2 separate regions of the Homo sapiens genome follow, and region 1 is linked to region 2. Evidence: read pairs that join two places in POLR2A ChIA-PET (ENCODE). Cell type or tissue: OCI-LY7. All regions are shown on one strand. Links, peaks and the distances in the headings refer to the core of each region. The heading gives the core; the rest is flanking DNA.

Region 1 (10,036 bases), core at 1,299-9,298, 230 kb before region 2:
CATCAAGCAAACCTGAATATTTCTTTTTATATGTAAATTAAAAGAGCGAATTTTGGCTTGAACCAGGGAGTCGGAGGTTGCACTGAGCTGAGATCGCACCACTGCACTCCAGCCTGGCGACAGAGTGAGACTCGGTCTCAAAAAAAAAAAAAGAAAAAGAAAAAAAAGAAAAAAAATTTTTTTTTTTGAGACAAAGTTTCACTCTTGTTGCCCATCACATAGCTTCTGCATAGCAAAAGAAACTATCCACGGAATAAACAGACAGCCTAAAGAAAATACTTGCAAACTATGCATCTGACAAAGGTCTAATATCCAGGATCTATAATGAACTTAAACAAATTTACAAGAGAAAAACAAACAGCCCCTTAAAATGTGGGCAAAGGGTATGAGCAAACAATTTCAAAAGACATACATGTGGCCAACAAGCATATGAATAAAAGCTCAGTTTCACTGATCATTAGAGAAATGCAAATCAAAACCACAATGAGATGCCAACTCACACAAGTTAGAATGGCTATTATTTAAAAAGTCAAAAAATAACAGATGCTGGTGAGGTTGCAGAAAAAAAGGGAACACATACACTGTTGGTGGGAGTGTAAATTAGTTTAGCCATTGTGGAAAGCAGTATAGTGATTCATCAAGCTGCTAAAAGCAGAAGTGCCATTCGACCCAGCAATCCCCTTACTGGGTATATACCCAGAAGAATATAAATCATTCTACCATAATGACACATGCACATGAATGTTCATTGCAGCATGATTCACAATAGCAAGCACATAGGATCAACCTAAATATCCATCAATGACAGATTGGATAAAGAATATGTGGTACATATACACCATGGAACACTATGCAGCCATAACAAAAAGAATGAGATCATGTATTTTGTGGGAACATGGATGGAGCTGGAGGCCATTATATTTAGCAAACTAATGCAGCAAGAGAAAACCAAATACCACTTGTTCTCACTTACAAATGGGAGCTAAATGATGAGAACTCATGAACGCAAAGAAGGAAACAATAGACACTGCGGTCTACTTGAGGGTGGAGGGTAAGAAAAGGGAGAGGAGCAGAAAAGATAAATAGTGACTAATGGGCTTAATACCTGGGTGATGAAATAATCTGTACTACAAACCCCCATGACACTAGTCTACGTATGTAACCAACCTTCACGCGTACCCCCAAGCATAAGCGTTTTAAGAAAATTATCTTTGGAAAATAACAAACCACTTATGTAGTCAGCAGGGGTAGAGGAGAAGGCAACCAGCTAGGACCAGCTGGTGGCCCTGGAAAAATTATTCATGCATAATTATGAAAATAACATTATCCAAAGTACCACATAGGACCACAAACACAGTTAGAAATAGTGTGCAGTGAGTTGTCTAATGCTAGTTATGCACAATCTTGGTTACCTCATATTTTAGAGCAATAAAAAAGGCAAGGTTTGCAAGTGTAACACATGGAGTAAGTAATCATCTTTATTTATTATATTCATGGGAAGGTGCACGCACACAGGAAGGAGAAGAGCCCTGGTGCTCTTAGCTTTGCCTGTCCCTGCTGGATGTGGACTCACAGCAAGACGGGCACATCTGAAACCAAAAGTGTCGATAATTTTCTGATGATAGAGGGTTTCCTGGTTTTGTTTTTCTTATTTGGTTTGTTTTTAGAGACAGAGTCTTGCCCTATTGCCCAGGCCAGAGAGTAGTGGCGCAATCATAGCTCACTGCAGTCTCAAACTCCCGAATTCAAGCAATCCTCCTGCCTCAGCCTCCCAAGTAGCTAGGACTACAAAAGTGCACCACGCCAACCAGCTAATTTGTTGCATTTTTGCTTTGGTTTGGTTTGGTTTTTTGTAGAGACAGGGTTTGCTATGTTGCCCAGGCAGGTCTCAAACTCCTGGGCTCAAGAGATCCTCCCGGCTCAGCCTCCAAAGCACTGGGATTATGGGCATGAGACACTGCACCCGGCCTGATTGTAGAGTTTTTAAAAAGCAGGAAAATGTTAATGAATATGCACTCAAATGAAATATAGGTTCTATTGCATCCTACATGAGTTTCTCAAGATTCCTTATACTTAAACAAATAGATAATCTATGAGAAATTGGCAGCTTCAAATTTATAGGTTTCATTTAGCATGGCTTCTCCACTTCCCAAGTCATAAATCTATTTCTTATTCAGTGGCTCTATCACTCTGTCAATCTCTGGCTCACAGTTGCAGTTTTTCAACTCCCAGATGATGTCAAAATATAGAAGAATAGAACCCTGTTTAGTGCTGATGGACATTAACTTCTAACATCAATTTAACTCCAGGTGATTAGTTTAGACTAATCGTGATAATCTCATTCCCCTTGCCAGTGATTGCTTTAGGAAATGGCACATGTCCCAATTTTGAAATGAAGTAAAACCTAAAGGAGGCTTCCAGCAGAGGTTGTCTCATTTCTGAAAAGAGACACAAAAAAGGACTCATATCTTCTTTCTTTCTCCTGGTGTTTATAACAGGATATGATTTTGGAAACGGCTACAAGTATTTTGCTACCAACCCGAAGAGGAAGCCAACACGGGTGGAAGGGAGCCCTTGGCATAATATGCCTGGAATGTCTGCTATTGGCACTAATACAGTGCTTTATTAGCATCCAACTAGACAAGTGTTTCCTGTTATTTGCTGTTCAAATCATGCTACATGATTCTGGTCCCTTTTACATACTTCTCTCATTTTGATTGATTGAGCCCAGCAATGTTCCACTTTCCAAAGAGGGAGAATGAACTGTAGGTAACCAATGTTTTATCACATAAAACCTCAAGATTGAAAAACACAAAGTATGTCTTTATTATTTTCATTTATAGCACTTTCCAAGTCATATAATATTAAGCATCAAAGAATTTATAATAAAAATGTGTATGCTCTATTGAGTACCAAAATACTAATACTATAGAAAAATCCTGACCACTCCATCTGGTAGCCAACAATAAATAAATAAGAAGAGAAGAATTCCTATTTATACTTTAAAAATCAAAGCCCTTCAGTTGGAATTATCTTGCTGTGTATCTTGCTCTCAGGCTGGAGTGCAGTGGTGTGATCATAGCTCACAGCAGCCTCAAACTCCTGGGCTCAAGTTATTCTCCCAGCTCAGCCTCCCGAGTAGCCAGGACTATAGGTGCAACCACCACACTTGGCTAATTTTTTATTTTTTATTTTTGTAGAGACAAGGTCTCACCATCTTCTCAGGCTGATCTCAAACTCCCAGGCTCAAGCAATCCCCCTTCCTGTGCCTCCCAAATTGCTGGGATTACACATGTGAGCCACTCTGCCTGACCTCAAATGGATTTTTAAATGGTTTGCTTGTTTATCACAATGATTACTCATTCACTGATTGAGTAATCTGCCTTTCCACATTAATCTGAATCATCTTATCAAATATTAAATTTTTATGCATATATGTGGGGGTATATTTGGTTTTCTATTCTATTCCATTGATTTGTCTTTCCATTCATGCATTAATAAAACACAGCCTTTTATTTACTGAAGTTTTGTACTATTTAGGACATAGATAGGACTAATGCTTTTCCTTTTTTTTCTTTTTTTTAAATTTTACTTTAAATTCTGGGCTACATGTGCAGAATGTGCAGGTTTGTTACATAGTATACATGTGCCATAGTGGTTTGCTGCACCCATAAACCCCTTATCTAGGTTTTAAGCCCTGTATACATTCAGTATTTGTGCTGATGCTCTCCCTCCCCTTGCTCATCACCCCCGGCAGGCCCAGGTGTGTGATGCTCACCTCCCTGTGTCCATGTGTTCTCACTGTTCAACTCCCACTTATCAGTGAGAACATGCAGTATTTGGTTCTGTTCCTGTGTTAGTTTGCTGAGAACAATGGCTCCCAGCTTCATCCATGTCCCTACAAAGGACAGGAATTCCTTCTTTTTTATGGCTGCATAGTATTCCATGGTGTATATGTACCACATTTTCTTTATCCAGTCTATCATTGATGGGCATTTGGGTTAGTTCCAAGTCTTTGCTATTGTAAATAGTGCTGCAATAAATACATGTGTGCATGTGTCTTTATAATAGAATGATTTATAATCCTTTGGGTATATACCCAGTAATGGGATTGCTGGGTCAAATGGTATTTCTGGCTCTAGATCCTTGAGGAATCACCACACTGTCTTCCACAATTTCTCATGCCTGTTTTTTGTATAGGTTGTGGTTTAGAAATTTTTTTTTTTTTTTTTTTTGAGATGGACTGTCACACTTGTTGTCCAGGCTGGAGTACACTGGCGCGATCTCAGCTCACTACAACCTCTGCCTCCCGGGTTCAAGCAATTCTCTTACCTCAGCCTCCCGAGTAGCTGGGATTACAGACGTACACCACCACACCCAGCTAATTTTTGTATTTTTAGTAGAAACGAGGTTTCACCGTGTTGGCCAGGCTGGTCTCAAACTCCTCACCTCAGGTGATCAAACCACCTCGGCCTCCCACAGTGCTGGGATTACAGGTGTGAGCTACTGCGCCCAGCCAGGAATCATTTTTACATGGCTCTAAAAAATCAAAAAACAAATTATTTTTTCTTACACATAAAATTATGTACAATTCATTTTGTGTTTATAAATAAAGTTATATTGGGACAGTGCAGTACCATTCAGTTATGTATTCCCTCTGACTAATTTTGCACTGTAATCATTGAGTGAGTAGTTTCGACAGAGACTGCATGACACAGAACGTAAAATATTTACTATCTGGCACTTTATAGAAAAAGCTTGCCTGACTGTTGCTCTGAATCACCAGGAAGAGCTAATTTACTTTGAATACACTATGATATCTATAAAAAAAATTTCCAACAAAATCATCACTTAAGGATACAATTTTTTTTCTTTTTTTTTTTTTTTTTTGAGAAAGAATTTTGCTCTGTTGCCCAGGCTGGAGTGCAATGGCGCAATGTCAGCTCACTGCAACCTCCACCTCCACCTCCTGGGATCAAGCAATTCTCCTGCCTCAGCCTCTCGAGTAGCTGGGATTACACCACGCCCAGCAAATTTTTGTATTTTTAGTACAGACAAGGTTTCACCATGTTGGCCAGGCTTGTCTCAAACTCCTGACCTCAGGTGATCAATCTGCCTTGGCCTCCCAAAGTCCTAGGATTACAGGTGTGAGCCACCTTGCCCAGCGGATACAATTTAATTTAAATTTTTTTTGTCATAGAACTGTGTACTTCCTTCAGTGCAAAATAGCTGAATCTATGACTTTAGTATAGTTGCAACTCACTAAAAAGTGATTTCCTCACGTCCAAAATAGAATGAAAAGACATTAAAACATTTCTGATTGATACGTTTATATTTTCCAGTGTACATTCAGTGATACTTAATAAATTAAGACAGGACTGAAACTTCACATGGGCTAGCTATAAAAGTTTTCCATCTAGTGGGCCAATGATTGGCCTTATATATTACCTATAGTATTTTTCTCTACTATAGGTTCTCTGATTCAACATTAAGTCTAGTGTCCTTGATCATAATTTTTTATTTTATTATATGTATTGGATTTCTCCCCAGTGTATTTCTCAGGTTTGACAGAAATATCACTGCAGGCCAGGCACAGTGGTTCACACATGTAATCCCAGCACTTTGGGAGGCCAAGGGGGACAGATCACTTGAGCTCAGGAGTTTAAGACCAGCCTGGCCAACATGGTGAAACCCCTTGTCTAAAAAAATTATAAAAATTATACGCATGGTGGTGTGCAACTGTAATCCCAACTACTCAGGAGGCTGAGGTGGGAGGATAACTGCAGCCCAAGAGTTTGAGGCTGCTGTGAGCTATGATCATACCACTGCACTCCAGCCTGGGTGACAGAGGTTCTGTCTCCAAAAAAAAAAATTAAATTACATTAAAATATATACATAATAAAAATAATAAAAACCCATTTGACCCATACCTAACAACCTAAATCAAATCACATCTCAGGAATACATTTAAATAATATTATTTAAATGTAAAAAAGAAAACCCAAACCATGCCAGAGGAAACCACTACCAAATATTTTATAGTCATGGGATGAGGAGGGCATTCCTAAGAACTAAACAAAATCCAGAGGCAATAAACATAAAAAGATTCATGAATTCACCTCATAGACATTAAAAATATCTACATAGCAAATACCACCCAAACAATGTAAAAAACAAAGGACACACTGGAAAGAAGTATTTGTGGCTTATTTTACAAACAACACACTAATATTTATAATATATCAAGAGGTACTACAAATCAATAACAACCTAATGGACAACAGCCTAAATAGACAGGTCACAGAAAGTGCAATATAAATTGTGTATACATATGAATGAAAAGGCATTGGAAAACACATATGGGAATCCAATAAGAAGATATTCAGTGCCACTTGTAATAAGATAAACGCAAATTAAAGCAGCACTAGGAAACCATTTTTCATCTATCAATAAGACTGACAAAAATTAAAAATATTTGATACTCATTATTGGTGAGAGTGTAAGGAAATAGATACTCATACACATGTGGTAGAAGTATAAACTGTCAACAATTAGGAAGGAAACTTGGCTATATCCATTAATGCACTTTTAGCAATTTATCCCACAAATATATTCACACATGTGCAAAATGACATATACACATTGCAGTACTGCAGTATTGTTTGTTACAACATAAGGTTGGAAATAACCTAAAAGTCCATCAATATGGAATGGGTTGAATGCTATATCCATACAATGGAACACTATATAGCTATAAGAAATTATGAGAAAGTGTTTCTGCTCTAAAATGCAACCCTCTGCCAGACCTATTGTTAAGTTTTTAAAAAGGCAAGGTGCTAAAGAGTATATTGTATGATGCAATCTGAATATAAAAAAGAAGACATTGTATATGCGTATTTATCTGAGAACCAAGGGTATACAAGGAATTAGAAACAGATTTCCTACAAGAAATGATACTGTATAGCTGAAGGACAGGACTTGGAGGGTATCTTTTTCACTAAAAGCATTTTTTGAATTTTGAACCCAATAAAGAAATTATCTATTCAAAAAACAAAATTTTACGTTTAAATGAAAATGACATAGCTGATATTCAATTATTGGTTCAGTACAATAAAGAGTAGTTCCACATACAGAACATATCTTAAGGCTTCAGAGGACATTCTCTATGGGAAAATAAATATTGACCCTATTGAACAGGAAATATGGTAGCAAAACACACACACACACAAATCCATTTAGCATCATTCTTGGTTTTTTGGTGTTTTTTTGCTTTGTTTTGTTTGTTTTTGAGATGGAGTCTCACTGTATCGCCCAGGCTGAAGTGCAGTAGCATGATCTTGGCTCACTGCAACCTCTGCTTCCCAGGTTCAACTGTTTCTCATGCCTCAGCCTCCTAAATAGCTAAGATTACAGGCATACGCCACCACACCCAGCTAATTTTTGTATTTTTCATAGAGACAGGGTTTTACCATGTTGGCCAGGGTGGTCTTGAACTCCTGACCTCAAGTGATCTGCCTGCCTCGCCTCCCAAAGTGCTAGGATTACATGTTTGAGCCATCGCACCTACCCTGTTGTTTTCTCTTTTTTTTTTTCCAGCTTCCCCATGAAAATACTTCAGACAGGGATCCTTCAGTGGGATCATTGCTTACAGCTCATTAGAAAATGACAGCTCAGCCGGGCGCAGTGGCTTACGTCTGTAATCCCAGCACTTTGGGAGGTTGAAGCAGGTGGATCACTTGAGGCCAATAGCTCGAGACCAGCCTGGCCAACATGGCAAAACCCCATCTCTACTAAAACTACAATAAATTAGCCAGGCGTGGTGGCATTCCTATAATCCCAGGGAGACTGATGCACCAGACTCGCTTGAACCTGGGAGACAGGGGTTGCAGTGAGCCGAGATCACGCCACTGCACTCTAGCCTGGGTGACAGACCAAGATTCCATCTCAAAAAAAGAAGAGAAAAGAAAGACGAAAGAAAATGACAACTCAGACTCCTTAAACTGTACTAAGGTATACACAGACCTTTGCCAGAAGTTTGATTGGAGTTAGAAATACTATGGTACCTTTGACAATCATGAGACTTTTTCCCTAGGAAATTTTTAGTAAAAGCAATGTTGATTATTGTCCAAAGGTCAGGGATATACATTTATCTTTGTATGCCTAGCAAACTAGAATGTGCTTCACTTCTTTACAGGTTATTTTTATTTCAATATTAGAATACATTCCTAGCCATTAAAAAGAATTTCATGGCTGGGTGCGGTGGCTTACGCCTGTAATCCCAGCACTTTGGGAGGCTGAGGCAGGTGGATCATGAGGTCAGGAGATCGAGACCATCCTGGCTAACACGGTGAAGCCCCGTATCTACTAAAAATACAAAAAATTAGCTGGGCGTGGTGGCAGGCACCTGTAGTCCCAGCTACTCAGGAGGCTGAGGCAGGAGAATGGCGTGAACCTGGGAGACAGAGCTTGCAGTGAACCGAGATCACGCCACTGCACTCCAGCCTGGGTGACAGAGCGAGACTCCATCTCAAAAATAAAATAAAATAAAATAAAATAAAATAAAAAGATGTTCATTCACTTTTCAACAAATAATTATTAAGGCACTGGGCTAGGCCTCAGGACTAACTGAACAATTCAATTCTAGAAAGAAAAAAGTGGCCATTTTGTGTAGACAATTTATTTTGGCAGTCTGTGTGACAGTCTGTAAACAACCTGAGTTTTTTTTGTTTTGTTTTTGTTTTGTTTTGTTTTTTTTGAGACAGAGTCTCACTCTGTCACCTATGCTGGAGTGTGGCGGTATGATCTTGGCTTACCGCAACCTCCGCCTCCTGGGCTCAAGCAATGCTGCAACCCCAGTGACCACCTTAAGCAGCTGGGATGACAGGTATGTGCCACCACACCAGGCTAATTTTTGTATTCTTGGATGAGACAGGGTTTCACCATGTTACCATGGTCTCCAACACCTGAGCCCTTCTCAGCCTCCCAAAGTGCTAGGATTACAGGCATGAGCCACAGCATTTGACTACTATAACCTGAATTCTTTCGACATTTTCTCTAAGTGTTTTTCTACTGTGAATATGATCTTTTAACCTTTATTTGGTAATTGGCCTTCTGAAAACCATGTAATTAGCAAATCTTGCTGGCTTCAAATTATTTTCCAAATTCAACCATTTCCTAACACTTCAACCACTCCACTCTGGTCCAAGTCACCATCGTCACTCTCCTAGAGTACTGCAATTGCCTCAATATAAGATGCAGGCTGCTGGAGAAGGGGCAAATTTGAAGAGGAAGAGTTCAGCTGAGGACAGGTTTAGCTTGCCATAATCTTGCCTAGACAGATCCAAATATAGACTTGGCAATCGGAGAACGTTCTTCAATGGAGATTCAGGAAGCCTTCGTATTTGATTTAATTCATGGCATGAGGGACTTCAGAATCCATTGCTCCCTGAAAACCACCCCCTCCACCCCCACCCCCACCCCCACCCACAAACTTGGGCAATCAGGGACAAGGCTGGCTACCTCATGTTCACCAGCTTCCCTGGCTGCCTACTTCACCAGGCAGTTGTGGTGGGAACACCTTCCATCTCTGTCTGGACCCTTCCTCCCACCTTTCCATTCTCCCCATTTGTCTGCACTTTAAGGTGCAAGAAAACTCTGGGGTGAATAATTTCATCCTAAGGAAAAAGGACAGTACATCGAAGGCTTTGCATCATAGGTAGCTTATTTTATTGGATTGCTTTGCCAATAACACTTTCTTACATTCAAGAGACTTCCCTCAGACATGTCTAGAAGACCTGAGAGGGACAGGTCCCGGCCACAAGTTCAAACTTTCCTCAGTGTCTATCATGTCTTTCTCACCAAAAGTGAAGCCAAGATTTCTCCTCTCATCCCCACTTCCCAGGGGAGATCAGTCCTTAATTACGGATACAGTGAACTCAAATGGAAACCCGAACAACCAATCACTTGGTAAGGGGAAGGCTGAGGAACGCTAAGACACACGGTTCCACTTATCCTGGGAGCCAAAGACAGGTCTCCA
Region 2 (9,691 bases), core at 1-8,000:
TCCCAGCACTTTGGGAGGCTTTAGGCCAGGAGTTCAAGACCAACCTGGGCAACATAGTGAGACACTCCCTCCCTCAACCCCATGTCTACAAACAAACAAACAAAAAACAACAACAAAGAAACCAAATTAGCCAGGCCTAGTGTCCACCCACATCTGTGGTCCCAGCTATTTGGGAGATGGAGGTGGGAGGATCACTTGAGCCCAGGAGGCGGAGGTTGCAGTGAGCCATGATAGCGCCACTGCACTCCAGCCTGGGCAACAGAAGGAGATCCTATTAAAAAAAAATAAAGAAAAGAAATAATGTTTACTGTTTTTTGTTTTAAGGGTTTTTGTTTTGTTTTTTTGAGACAGGGTCTCAGTCACCCAGGCTTGAGTGCAATGGCACCATCTGGGCTCACTGCAACCTGTGCCTCCTGGGTTCAAGCAATTCTCCTGCCTCAGCCTCCTGAGTAGCTGGGACTGCAGGCACGCAGCACCATGCCAGGTTAATTTTTCTATTTTTAGTAGAGATAGAGTTTCGCCATATTGGCCAGGCTGGTCTCAAACTCCTGGTGGACTCAAGTGATCCGCCACCTTGGCCTCCCAAAGTGTTGGGATTACAGGTGTGAGCCACCACTCCCGGCCTATGTATTTAATACTTTTTATAATTAGAACAATAAAACTGCCACACTGTAGGGAGACCCCTGAAACTATTGCTACGGAATAAAAGATGAAATGCTCCTGATTATTGTAAATACAAAGTTGCATGCAGGATTGTGTAAAGAGAATGCCAGGTTGGACTGCCAGAATGAGCCAACAGCGGGTGATGTGCTTCCCCCTGCAGAGAGCCTATGAACGGACGTGCATCACCAAGATTCCTATCCCAGAAAAGCAGATGTTCATAGCTCTGGGAATGGAATGCAACCCTTGTGGAAAGCCTCTAAACGGACGCATGAGGGGCGCCTGTCCCTGTGGGTAAGATAGGGCTATAAATGCCCTCATCTTGCCACGGCTCTTCTAGGCCTTTTTAGGGTTAAGGCATACTCCCTTCTGAGAATTTCTGGTCTAACTGATTGTCTAGCTTCACATCCTGTTTCTATGGATTGTTTGTAACCAGCTTTTGCTGCAACTGTTACTGCTGATTAATATCTTGCTAATCATAGGTTATGGAAAGACTGTTTCTGTTTTAAGGCTCTGTTAGAAATTACTGATGCACACAATATATTGTAAATTCTTATCTCTGTATACTGTACTTCTGCATACAGATGTTATGTTAAAGAATTACTTCATCCCCATGTGACCATCTCACCTCATAATCAAATGACCCTAAATCCCTCACTAACCTACCCCTGCCCTCACTAAACTTAATAATAAATGCTGGTATATCCAGTGTATTAGCAGCATTGCAGGACCAGAAGGCAGTGACCCCCCTGGACCCAGCTTTCAATATCTTCTGTGTGTCTATTATTTCTCGACCTGCCAATCCGCCTGGGAACAAAGAAAGAGCCCCATTGCATTGTGGGCTGCTGGCCAGATCCTGCAATACCACACTTGTTTTATTCTCCAGTCAAACGTTGCCTTTCTGAGAAAGGCTGTGAATTGAGAAAGGCTGTGAATTCCAAAAGGCTGGACATTTAACCTCCAACCAACCGATTCTTCTAATTAACCAATTAGCCATCATGAATCTCTCTCTCTCTTTTTTTTTTTTTTGAGACAGAGTCTCACTCTTGTCGCCAGGCTGGAGTGCAGTGGCACGATCTCGGCTCACTGCAACCTCTGCCTACGGGTTCAAGCAATTCTCCTGCCTCAGCCGCCCAAGTAGCTGGGACTACAGGTGCATGCCACCACACCTGGCTAATTTTTTTTTTTGTATTTTAGTACAGACGGGGTTTCACCATGTTGCCCAGATTGGTCTCGAACTCCTGAGCTCAGGCAATCTGCCCCCTTCGGCCTTCCAAAGTGCTAGGATTACAGGCGTGATCCACCATGCCCAGGCACCATCATGAATCTTTCAGTCCACAAATATATTTGAACTCCTTTCGAATCTATTCTTTTTCTTTTCTTTTTCTTTTTTTTTTTTTGAGACGGAGTCTTGCTCTGTCGCCCAGGCTGGAGTGCAGTGGCACAATCTTGGTTCACTGCAACCTCGGCCTCCCAGGTTCAAGCGATTCTCCTGCCTCAGTCTCCTGAGTAGCTGGGATTACAGGTGCATGCCACCACTCCCGGCTAATTTTTTTTTTTTTTTTTTTTTTTTTTTTTTTTAGTAGCGATGGGGTTTCACCATGTTGACCAGGATGGTCTCCATCTCCTGACCTTGTGATCCACCTGCTTCGGCCTCCCAGAGTGCTGGGAATACAGGCGTGAGCCACCGCGCCCGGCCCGAATCTATTCTTATTTTCAGCCCTTAGTTTTTATAGACAAACAGAAGGTGACGGTGTATCAGATTGTCAGATCACAAAGATCTGATAAGGCAAAGTGATCAAATTCATTGATCGTAGGTGGCCACCTGGCGATAAGGACTGCAGGGCCTAAGAAAGTACAAAAGATGACCTTTAGTAGGAGCTCCCAACCCAGAACCACAGGAAATCAAAAAAAGCCCGCACGGGCGGATCACGAGGTCAGGAAATCGAGAACATCCTGGCTAATACGGTGAAACCCAGTCTCTACTAAAAATACAAAAAATTAGCCGGGCGTAGTGGCGGGCGCCTGTAGCCCCAGCTACTCGGAGGCTAAGGCAGGAGAATGGCGCGAACCCGGGAGGGGGAGCTTGCAGTGAGCCGAAATCGCGCCACTGCATTCCAGCCTGGGCAACAGAGCGAGACTCTGTCTCAAAATAAATAAATAAATAAATAAATAAATAAATAAATAAATAAATAAATAAATAAATAAATAAAAATAAAAAATAATAATAATAAAAAAAGCCCGCACGAACTAGGAAAGAAAATACACAACCGGCCCTCCGTGCGATCACCCATCTCCCTCACCAGGAAAGTAGCTCCAAACCGCCAATCAGCGGCGACGCTGGACGTAGACGTCCTACCCCGTGATATTAAAGCAAGATGGCCGCGCCCTGCAGATTGTCTCTTGTTGCGTAAGTTTTTTTGACCGTCACTCGTGTCAGCTTCAAAGTCAGATAGATTTTTCTCCCAGCATGTTCTACTTCCGAGGCTGTGGCCGTTGGGTCGCGGTTTCCTTCACCAAGCAGCAATTTCCGTTGGCACGGTTGAGCAGTGACAGCGCGGCGCCCCGGACTCCGCACTTCGACGTGATAGTCATTGGTGGAGGACATGCCGGGACTGAGGCAGCCACCGCCGCCGCTCGGTGCGGCTCTCGGACTCTGCTCCTCACTCACCGCGTGGACACGATCGGTGAGGAGCGCGGGTGCTGTGGAACTTGGCGTAGGACGCAGGCTGCTTCCTTCCCGCCTCCCCCGGTCTGAAGCGGGGGACCTCTTCCTTTCCTCAAAGCTAGTGAGAATCCTACCTTCTGTGGTTTTAGCCTCGATCAGTGTCTCGCAAGGATCAGGCGGGCCAGGCCAGAACTCTATATTAGTCTATTCTGCGAACCATAGATTATGCTGCTGCTGACAGTCGTCCGTTGTAGGAGGTTGGGGTTCGGGGTCAGTGCCTTGGGAAAGGGAGCTACCAACTACTCGCTGGTAGCTTCTTAGTTCATTGCTGCGTTTACCTTCTACTATGTTACTCCAGATAAAGGGTGAATTAACATTATTAACAATGGTTTATGGCCAGGTGCAGTGGCTCACTTCTTTAATCCCAGCACTTTGGGATGCCAAGGCAGGTGGATCACCTGAGGTCAGGAGTTTGAGACCAGCTTGGCCAACACGGCGAAACCCCGTCTCTACTAAAAATACAAAAATTAGCCGGGCATGGTGGCGGGCGCCTATAATCCCAGCTACTCGGGAGTCTGAGGCAGGAGAATCGCTTGAACCCGGGGGCAGAGGTTGCAGTGAGCCGAGATTGCGCCACTTCACTCCAGCCTGGGCAAAAGAGCAAAACTCCGTCTCAAAATAATGATAATATTAATAAAATAAAAAAATCCTTTATTAAACGGTTCTTGTGTTTTTATTTAAAAACATTTTTTTAGAGACAGGGTCTCGCCATGTTGCCCAGGCTGGAGTGCAGTGACTACTCATAGGCACGATCGTTGCACATTACAGGCTCCGCTTTCTGGACTCAAGAACTTTTCCTGCCTCTGCCTAACCAGTAGCTGGGATTGCAGGTGCTCAGTACTCTGCCCAGCCTGATCTTTGTGTTTCTGTCAAGATTTTGTGATGCCTTTTGGAAGAACCATGCTACCTTTTTTTTTTTTTTTTCTTTTGAGACAGAGTCTTGCACTGTCACACAGGCTCAAGTGCAGTGGCGCCATCTCGGCTCACTGCAAGCTCCGCCTTCCGGGTTAATGCCATTCTCCTGCCTCAGCCTCCCGAGTAGCTGGGATTACAGGCACCCACCACCACGCCCGGCTAATTTTTTTTTTCTTTGTATTTTTAGTAGAGTCGGGGTTTCACCATGTTAGCCAGGATGGTCTCGATCTCCTGACCTTGTGATCCGCCCGCCTCGGCCTCCCAAAATGCTGGGATTACAGGCATGAGCCACCGTGCCCAGCGCCATGCTACCTTTTGCATCCTATATTCCTTCTGGGTTGTCGTCCCTGGATTTTGTGTTTAGTACTGGACAGTACTTTTTTTGCTCTAATGGGTAATGGTTGGATGGCCGTTCTGTAGCATCATGATAGATACTAGCTAAAACATCAACTTGTAAATTATGTATACTTTTGTCTTTCCTCCTTCCTTTTGCTTAGGAGCGAGCAGTAATTAGAATATTTACTTGTTTTGTAAAAGTTGTGAATAAATCACTTATTTATTCCTGAAATTCTTCTTTAAAATAACCATTCAGCTCATAACTGTGAAGAAATATATACTATTAACTGCGGTTTTGTGGGTGGGGGAGAGGAGGCTATATGATTTCCTAAAAGATTATACTTTTCTCATCATACATTCAGGTGGGTTTTTTCTTTTCTTTTCTTTCATTTTTGAGACAGAGTTTTGCTGTTGTTGACCAGGCTAGAATGCAGTGGCGCGATCTTGGCTCACTGCAACCTCCACCTCCCGGGTTCAAGCGATTTCCTGCCTCAGCCTCCCAAGTGGCTGGGATTAGAGGAGTCTGCCACCACGCCCAGCTAATTTTTTGTATTTTTAGTAGAGATGGGGTTTCATCATGTTGGCCAGGCTGGTCTCCAACTCCTGACTTCAGGTGATCCACCCGTGTCAGCCTCCCAAAGTGCTGGGATTACAGGTGTGAGCCACCACACCTGGCCTGTTGTTTATATTTTTAAAAAATAAAGACCTAGTGCTTGCTTTGGCAACAACATAAACTAAAGTTGGAATGATATAGGGATTAGCATAGCCCCTGCACAAGGATGATGCACAAATTTGTGAAGTGTTCCATATTTTTAAAAAATAATAATAAAATAAAGACCTAGGCCAGGGGTGATTACTCACGCTTGTAATCCCAGCATTTGGGGAGCCCAGGAGTCTTCTATTTCAAAGGAAGAAGGAGGAAAATAATCTACCACAGCTGTCATTCCTGTTTTTACAGTAGAGAGACTAAGGTATGTTAGGTAACTTGCCATGATCACAGAGCTCATAAGTGGTAGGTCTAGAAATTGAGCCAGATATCTCTTTCACACACACTCCTCATAATGACACTTCATGCTCATAATCACAGTGCTATCCAGTCTCCCTGTGGAGACCATTAAAACTTGTGGAGGTCTTGTCTGGGCATGGTGGCTCATGCCTGTAATCCCAGCAGTTTGGGAGGCAAAGGCGGGCAAATCACCTGATGTCGGAAGTTCGAGACCAGCCTGACCAACATGGAGGAACCCTGTCTCTATTAAAAATAGAAAATTAAACACCCAAGAATGATCAATAAATACTAAAAAAAAAAAAAAAAAGAAAGAAAATTAGCCAGGCGTGGTGGCGTATGCCTGTAATCCCAGCTACTTGGGAGGCTGAGGCAGGAGAATCACTTGAACTCGGGAGGTGGAGGTTGCAGTGAGCTGAGATCGTGCCATTGCACTCCAGCCTGGGCAACAAGAGCGAAACTCTGTCTCAAAAAAAAAAAAAAAAAAAAAAAAAACTTTTGGAGGTCTTGATTCTTGATGTGGTGGCAGTGGATATGTGGATATTGACATAACTTGCCCATCCCTCCACCTCCCACAAAAACTTTTGAGGTAACCACATGGGTTTAGACCTCCAGGTAAGACTGGGTAAATGTAAGGGAAAGGTATAAAATATGGTCTTCACTCACAAGAAATTTGTAATTTAATTATATTTAATTCTGCAAAGTAAGTGCAAAAAGGAGATATCAGATGGCATTTATGGAAGACATAATTGGTTGTAACTGAACCAGTGCCAAGGGGCTTCTTTGTTTTTTCTTTTTTCTTTTCTTTTTTTTTTTGAGATGGAGTCACTGTTGTCACCCAGGGTGGAGTGCGATGGTGCCATCTCGGCTCACTGCAACCTCAGCCTCCCAGGGTCAAGCGATTCTTTTGCCTCAGCCTCCCAAGTAGCTGGGATTACAGGTGCAAACTGCCATGCCTGGCTATTTTTTTGTATTTTAGTAGAGACGGGGTTTCACCGTGTCGCCCAGGGTGGTCTCAAACTTCTGAGCTCCAGCAATCCACCCTCTTTGGCCTCCCAAAGTGCTAGGATTACAGGCGTGAGCCACCACACCCGGCCCTGTTTTTTATTTATTTATTTATTTTTGTCCTTATTTATGTTGAAGGACTAGGGACTTCTTACAAGTGTGCTTGATTTGGTAGATTCCTCTGGTGCTGTATCAAAAAAGAACAAATTTAAAAACCAAGTATACTTGGTTTAGAAAGGTTTCATGGGGTAAGGATTACATGTTTGAAAGGAAAAGGCAACCTAGTGAAACAGTAAAAATATGCATCAAGGAAGAGATTCAAAAGAAAGTTCAGGCCGGGCGCGGTGGCTCACGGCTGTAATCCCAGCACTCTGGGAGGCCGAGGTGGGCAGATCACCTGAGGTCAGGAGTTTGAGACCAGCCTGGTCGACATGGTGAAACCCGTCTACCAAAAATACAAAAATTAGCCAGGCGTGGTGCCGGACACCTGTAATCCCGGCTACTCGGGATGCTGAGGCAGGAGAATCGCTTGAACCCAGGAGGCAGAGGTTGCAGTGAGCCGAGATTGTACCACTGCACTCCAGCCTGGGTGACAGAGTGAGACTCCATCTTAAAAAAAACAAAAGGAAGTTCAGGAAGTGGTTTGTCATCCAGGTTGCCCTGGACACTTTTGCATCCCATTGGGTCTTTGGGATTTTCTTTGTAGTATATCTTTCACGTTTTCTATTTTTTATCATATGAGATGATTATAGTCACCTGTATAAATGTTTCCTTATTAAGTAGTCACTATGTGCAAGGTGCTCATATATTTATTTTGTTTATGTCTATTATCTTTAGGTCAGATGTCATGTAATCCTTCCTTTGGTGGCATCGGAAAGGGACATTTAATGAGGGAAGTAGATGCCTTGGATGGCCTGTGTTCTCGCATCTGTGACCAGTCTGGTGTACATTATAAAGTATTAAACCGGCGTAAGGGACCAGCTGTGTGGGGTCTGAGAGCTCAGATTGATAGGAAACTCTATAAACAGAACATGCAGGTAAGAATAGGGCATGAGCACAGGAAAGATTATAGTGATTGTTTAATTACCATGTTTCAACTGGCATTTTCTTTTGACAGAAAGAAATCTTGAATACACCACTGCTTACTGTTCAGGAGGGAGCTGTAGAAGATCTTATTCTTACAGAACCAGAGCCTGAACACACTGGGAAATGCCGTGTCAGTGGGGTTGTTTTGGGTACGTATTGGTTATAGATGGTGTATGATAACAGCATATCAAATTCCATGTGAGAAATTTATTTTAGAGCAAAGTGTGGAGATATGTTGCTTATTCAAGGAACTTGTTGCATTTTCTCTACCTGGATGAGGAAAACTATATAAATAAATATGTTTCTCTTTTCATCTTGGCATTTATGATGCTCAGTCAAATTCTAGGCTCATCAGTACCATGTTCCATCTTAGTGTAGAACTTTGTAATCTGCATATTTATGTCTCCCTCTCTCCCCATCTTTCTATTGTAATTTCTGTTTTTTCTGGTTCTGACTTTAATTTTTTAAAAAATTCATATTTTAACAGCTTATATATATTTTTATGTAAAAGAGTTATGTATGTTTTTTATCAAAATAACTCATGCATATAATTTTTTCTTAAAATATTAAAAGGGTCTGGGCATGGTGGCTCATGCCCGTAATCCTAGCACTTTGGGAGGCCGAGGTAGGTGGATTGCTTGAGCCCCAGAGTTTGAGACCAGCCTCGGCAAGATGGCAAAACCTCATGTCTACAAAAAAATACAAAAATTAGCCGGTGTGGTAGCAGGTGCCTGTAGTTTCAGCTACTCAATAAGCTGAAGTGGGAGGATTGCTTGAGCCCAGGAGGTTGAGACTTCAGTGAGCTGTGATTATGCCACTGCACTCCAGCCTGGGCAACAGAGTGAGACCCTGTGTCAAAAAAAAATAAAAAATAAGTTTGGGTGTAGTGGCTCACACCTGTAATCCCAACACTTTGGGAGGCCAAGGCAGGCAGATCACCTGAGGTTGGGAGTTCAAGACCAGCCTGAACAACATGGAGAAACACATCTCTACTAAAAATACAAAATTAGCCAGGTGTGGTGGCGCATGCTTGAAATCCCAGCTACTCAGGAGGCTGAGGCCAGAGAATCACTTGAACCCAGGAGGCGGAGGTTGTGGTGAGCCGAGATCACACCATTGCTCTCCAGCCTGGGCAACAAGAGCGAAACTCTGTCTCAAAATAAATAAATAAATAAATAAATAAATATAAAAGAAATTTAGAAATTTATGTGGGAAAACAACCATCTCCTTCCCTGGAGACAGACACTTCAGCTTTTTTAGTTGTCACTTATTGTATATACTTCCATATTTCTGAATAGCAGGCTTATCTTTTTACTTCCTAATTTACAGTTCTAGACATTATCTATTAACTTTTTTTGTTTGTTTGTTTTTGTTTTTGTTTTTGAGACGGAGTCTCACTCTGTGCCAGGCTGGAATGCAGTGGTGCGATATCGGCTCACCACAACCTGAGCCTCCCGGGTTCAAGCGATTCTCCTGCCTCAGCCTCCTGAGTAGCTGGGACTACAGGCACGTACCACCATGCCCAGCTAATTTTTGTATTTTTAGTAGAGATGGGGTTTCACCACGTTGGCCAGGATGGTCTTGTTCTCCTGACCTTGTGATCCACCCGCCTCGCCCTCCCAGAGTGCTGGGATTACAGCTGTGAGCCACCGCACCCAGCCATCTATTAACATTTTTTGAGACAGAGTCTGGCTCTGTTGCCTAGGCTGGAGTGCAGTGGTACCATCTTGGCTCACTGCAACGTTCCCCTCCCAGGTTCAAGCAATTCTCCTGCCTCAGCCTCCCAAGTAGCTGGGGTTACAGGCGACTGCCACCATGCCCGGCTAATTTTTTGTATTTTTAGTAGAGACAGGGTTTCACCATGTTGGTCAGGCTGGTCTTGAACTCCTGACCTCAAGCGATCCGCCCACCTCAGCGTCTGAAAATGCTGGGATTACAGGCATGAGCACTGTGCCCAG

What was found. ChIA-PET counts read pairs that join two places held together with the same protein. Peaks named below come from ENCODE experiments on the same cell type or tissue, not always from the same donor. Only the 100,000 strongest peaks of a DNase experiment are listed, where the experiment ranks them.
Region 1: POLR2A ChIA-PET joins it to region 2 with 13 read pairs; 2 of 35 experiments call an interaction of 5 or more read pairs at or near these places.

The regions. Positions count from the first base shown.
Region 1 is chr6:73,231,611-73,241,646 of GRCh38, forward strand. The region is part of intron 4 of LOC122539213 (KHDC1-KHDC1L); the gene reads right to left. KHDC1 (KH domain containing 1) reads right to left here. Exons shown (of 4, transcript NM_030568.5): 4 at 9,704-10,036. The coding sequence ends at 9,919. Among named protein-coding and RNA genes, the nearest start is that of KHDC1L, 11 kb to the left of the region's middle. In OCI-LY7, for the core only: no CTCF peak of the experiment used is centred there; no DNase peak of the experiment used is centred there.
Region 2 is chr6:73,458,725-73,468,415 of GRCh38, forward strand. MTO1 (mitochondrial tRNA translation optimization 1) reads left to right here and starts at 3,013. Exons shown (of 12, transcript NM_012123.4): 1 at 3,013-3,347; 2 at 7,485-7,684; 3 at 7,765-7,882. The coding sequence starts at 3,131. It also overlaps the pseudogene RNU6-975P. RefSeq lists a silencer at 2,514-2,573 and enhancers at 3,006-3,851, 3,024-3,353, 3,424-3,483, 3,504-3,553. In OCI-LY7, for the core only: CTCF peaks have their summits at 4,316 and 4,595; DNase peaks (open chromatin) are centred at 2,687, 3,017 and 4,337; H3K4me3 peaks cover 3,301 bases; H3K27ac peaks cover 2,689 bases.